Regions from separate parts of the Mus musculus genome. Here region 1 is linked to region 2. Evidence: chromatin loops called from intact Hi-C (ENCODE). Cell type or tissue: left cerebral cortex. All regions are shown on one strand.

Region 1 (2,500 bases), 95 kb before region 2:
GCCTGCTTAAGACATGCACAAGACCAAGCCACTCAGTAGACGGAGGAGGAAGGATCTCACGAGGAGCTATTGGCAGGGGATAGTCAGAGGGAGGTGGCGTGGCTCATGGTAGGTTGTGTCCGTTCTCCAGTGGATAATGCCCAATACTCTTGCAGTACAGGCAGCAGTAATTAGACTCAGTGGGGAGAAAAAAACAAGAAGTTTGGAGGGGGATTGTGAGGGAAGTCAGGGAGGGGTTGGAGAAGGAAGGAGGCGGGCTGGATATGATCTAAAAACACTGTATGAGGTTACCAAGGTCTGAGTAAAATCTTTATTGAATAAATAAAGAAGGCAGAATAAGAATCTAAAATATTCTAACAAGAGAGGCCATGGCAAACCCTGCAGAGATGTAAGGAGGGATTAGTGAGGAGGGAGTCTCCAGGTGGGAAGGCAGCTCAGGATGCCATTAATCCATTATTGCTAAAGGAAGAATTTTATTCATGATTGTGATGGAAACGGTCATTCTTTCTTTCTCCTCCTCCTCCTCTTCCTCCTCCTCTCCCTCCTCCTCCTTCTCTTCTTCTTCTTCCTCCTCCTCTTCTTCCTCCTCCTCCTCTTCTTCCTCCTCCTTTTCCTCCTTCTCTTTCTCCTCCTCCTCCTTCTTCTCTTCTTCCTCTTCCTCCTCCTCTTCCTCCTCTTCCTCCTCCTCCTTTCCCTCCAGTTCCTGTTCCTCCTGCTTCTCCTGCTTCTCATGTATCCCAGGCTAGCTTTTAACTCACTATGTAGCCTAGGCTGGCCTCAAATTTGTGACAAGCCCCCAGCCACAGATTCCTGAGTGCTGGGCTCACAAGCATGTGCCACTACCCATGGCATGTCACCTTCTGTTTAAGACACTGAAATTTTGTTTTACTAACCAGAAGAGGAACGGAAGCCCCTGTGATGATGCCACTCAGGTTGTTGATTTGAAGCCATACTTGGCCCAGATCTATCTTTCTCACTCAGTGGCTGGTGGTTGTGTGGACTGCAGGGGGCAATGTTCTCCAAATGTCTAAGAAGCACACAGGGCTGGCAAATGTCCACCTTCCTCTGAGGACTGAGAGTTTGGACTGGTTACTCCATCCTCAAAGGAAAGGGACCGGATCTGTGAGTGCTGTGGGTGCTACTTGAATTTGGGTAGATGTGAATACAAATCATTTGCTAAGAACTTTGAACACCCATGCATTTGTGATTTCGAGTTCCTTCTAGAAAGGACAACTTCATCTTACCATTATACTTGCAGCCTCAGAGTGGTGATAATACTATCTTCAGTCACAATGAGATTTTACTTTTGTTTTTATGTTTTTCTTTTTTTGAGAAAGGGCCTCACTGTATAGCCCAACTAGCAATCCTCCTGCCTCTGTCTCTTGATCTCTTGAATGCTGGGATTAGAAATGAGAGCCAACTACCACATTCGGTTTAAATTGAGTTTCTTTATAAATGTTTATATGTGTAAAATGGAGGAATAGAACAATAGAATGTGATAAAAAATTCATACACGAAGACTCAAAGGATCCTAACATTATTAATTATAAAGCTTGCATCAAGAACACACCCATACAGTTAGGTGCTTACTAAGTTGGCCTGGATCAAATGCTGGTTCCCTTCTGGTAGAATGGACACGGGTAAGACTTTCCCAGTTTTTCTTTGTTTGGTTTTGAGACAGAGTCTTGCTGTAAAGCTCAGGTTGGCCTTAAACTCATAATCCTGGTGTCTCAGTTTCCCAAGTGCTGCGATCACAGGGGTGTATCTCCACGACAGGCTTGGAAGATCTTCCTGAGGAGCAGTTTGCAGTTAAATGGAAACTGTTCACTCTCCAATAATCTAGAAATGTCTCACCAAAAAAAAAAAAAATCACAACGCCATAGAGATGTGGCGAGAGGCTAGCTTTTACAGTGTTATTTATTATTCAGAAACACAAGAGGCCAGACTACTGCATAAGAGCAGCTTTCTGGAGGATTTTTAACTTGGTTGGGAGGAGGGAGGTAGTGACTTCTATGTTCATTTTAATTCCCTTGAAAAAAAATCACATTAGAACATTTTAAAATGCTCAAGGAATTAGAATTAGTTTACTTATTACTTTTTAATGCTTTATCTGTATTTGTGTGTCTGTGTATGTGCACATGTGAGTGCAGGTGCACGTGGAAGCCATATAGACAGAGCCAGATTCCCTGGAACTGCAGTTGAAAGTGGTTGTGAGCTACCCAAAAGTGGGTTCTGGGGATTGAACTCCCGTCCTCTGGAAGAGTCGCGAGCTTTCTTAACCACTGAGCCATCTCTTCAACCCCAGAATTAATATTTTAAGAGTTATTCAAATTTTCTTAATTTATTTTATCAGTACTCTACTATATTATATCCGTGCTGTGAAAGAGTAAACATGACTTAGCATTTTGTCAGTTAATCATTTTGTCAGCCGAATCAGCAACCAATCATCTTCAGAAACATGAATTTAAATAGTAATTACTCTATGATAGTGCCCATATCT
Region 2 (2,500 bases):
CACTAATGTAAATGGTGACCTTGACAGAAACCATTGGAAAATTTTATAATCTCCCCACCCCTCCAAGACAGGGTCTTACTATAGTCCAGGCTGGCCTTGAGTTCACTCTAATTCTCCTATGTTAGTCTCCTGAGTGCTGGAATTCCAGGTGTGAATCAGTGTGCTGGGCTTAAGGGTCTTTACCTCATCAAACCTGTTCCTTTACTCAGGTCACACAGTATTATTGTGATGGTTGACATAAACAATGTATAGGAAGGGACATATTAAATAATACATAATTGCAGCTTGTAAGCCATTAAGTGAGATGGATTGCAGATGACAAATGCTTATACAGACTGCCCATCTCTGACTTGAAAACTTGCTCTTCTCCACCTCCCCTTCCAGCCCTGCTGAACTCTACACATTTATGTGGCTTCTTCCACACTGTCTCCCTCTGTCTCCACTTCTAGTCCGCCCCCCCCCCCCATGCTTTCTTTTCGCAAAACCTGACGCATCGCAAGAGCTTGGCAGATGTTGAATTGGTAAGTGAATTTATTAATTCCAAGCTCTACTTATTTCCTTTTTATTACCCAAATAAAATAATCTTTCATATTTTTCCTCCAAGAAATCACGGAGAGATACTGATTAAATTCTAGGTCGCGCCCTGCAGGGAAAACCAAGGTCAGCACACATACCTCTTCTCTTCAGACGATTTCTTGCTATCTGGGGACAGGGCATATTCCCTGCAGCTAAGTGCTGTGTTGGAAGAGAGAGCCAAATAAGTTCCAAGAAAGGTAAGAGTAAAATGTGGTGTGTGTGTGTGTGTGTGTGTGTGTGTGCGTTGCAGATGCATTGAAGAATGACTACATTGGTTAGACACAATAGAGCAGAGTTCAGAGTTCAGTTCATGCAATGGGAAGAGTCCTGGGGTAAATAGAGACACAGAGAGAGGGTGTGAGCAAGTGTTTTATCAGGGGCACAGAATTCATGCAGGGACACAGTAGAATGCTCAGATGGAAAGGCAGATGGGAACCTGCCTTGATTAGCTCCACCTAGTGGCTTCAGCACTGAACTCTCCAGGAGGGAGGGAGGGAGAACTCACTAGTTATCAGGTTGGACTGAGTGGGCCACTCCCCTTTCTTCTGCATCCTAACATTTACTTGAATTATCGAAACCCATTTTCTATGCTTACAAATAGCTCTTCAGAGTCTTTTATGTGCTTAATGGGGAGATACATGGAAACTCCCGTGAATCAAATTATTTGCCCACTTGCATTCCTCATAGAATGGTTTTCGGCAAACACAGAGATACAGGCAATACACGTGGTTGTGGCCCTTTCACAAAATACAACATATTTCCTGGTATTTGTTCTTATCAGCTAGATATGCCTAAAGGACAGGGCGGTAACTAATCAAAAGTTTAATAGTTATGGGTTTTAAACAGTTCAGTTCTTATACAGGAAATAATACACTTAAAAAATGTTTGGCAGGTACGTAGGTTCGGTATACATGGATGAAACTGCTGAAAGACTATGAAAGAGAGGGAACTCTGGTCTAAGTCTACCAAAGACTTACACAAGCTTATTCTTAACCAATGCACTTATTCTTAGTGTTGGATCTGTCTCAGTGAGTGGTCCAACAGGAATGCTATATAACTACTACATTTTGTTTCTTTGGATTTTGGTGAGGTCTATGTTGCCTAGGTTATCCCAGAGCTCATGTTCATAAGTAGTTATGTTAAGTATCTGGAGCTCTAGTTGTATATTACAGTCCTCAGTTACCAATAATCAAGTATCGATATCTTCCTAGAAATCCATAAATATTTACAATGACTTATTGCATGCAATAATATCACAATGTTGCTGAGGCAGAAACAAAAATAGAGAGGAATAATGTGCCCAGGATAATGTGTGGCAAATAAGTAGGCTGGGGTTTCTAATAATCCGTGACAGTCTGGGAGGCTTGTGTGTGTGTTCCTGTACATGGATGCCCCCACGCATCTGCTATCTTTTATTCTACAGACTTTTCCACATTGAGTTTTCTAGAATTCCTAGCTGAGATGCCCCAAGTACTCTGGGCTGCAAAATTCTCAGCAGACACCATGTCTTGGGCATTCATATTCCTGGGTTCCTTTAGTGAAATTGCCACCCTGCTGTCAGAATGCCATGTTTCCATTCTTATTTCTGATTCCAGGTGTTTTATCATCTCCTCTGGGACTGATAAGTCCATCTAGGTAGCAGCTTATTTGCATGGAGGCTGAGCCCTTTCAGGGTGTTACACAGAAGAATTCCTAGGAAATATTTTTTCAATATTTTAAGAAACAACTTATTTTATTTATTTTTTTTGAAAAACTTGTTTACTACTTTTACTTTCTCATCAACTAAAAGCAGAATTTATGTTTATGAGAAAACAATTTGGCACACATATAAGCAGAGGAGGGAAAATAAGAGGACTCAGAATTTCATTAGGCACATATAATACAGTGACTTCTTGGTGTACTATGTAATCCTTCCTGACATATT

What was found. Hi-C counts contacts between places; a loop is a spot of excess contacts. Peaks named below come from ENCODE experiments on the same cell type or tissue, not always from the same donor. Only the 100,000 strongest peaks of a DNase experiment are listed, where the experiment ranks them.
Region 1: a loop joins it to region 2, with 9 times the contacts of the local background. A loop is called at or near these places in 5 of 42 quality-filtered maps.

The regions. Positions count from the first base shown.
Region 1 is chr15:95,692,475-95,694,974 of GRCm38, reverse strand. No RefSeq gene overlaps it. Among named protein-coding and RNA genes, the nearest start is that of Dbx2, 39 kb to the right of the region's middle. In left cerebral cortex, a CTCF peak has its summit at 1,001 (motif pointing right); a DNase peak (open chromatin) is centred at 1,040.
Region 2 is chr15:95,597,354-95,599,853 of GRCm38, reverse strand. It overlaps Gm31551 (a long non-coding RNA gene), which reads left to right and starts at 480. Exons shown (of 3, transcript XR_384379.1): 1 at 480-521; 2 at 605-773. In left cerebral cortex, a CTCF peak has its summit at 1,047 (motif pointing left); a DNase peak (open chromatin) is centred at 1,037.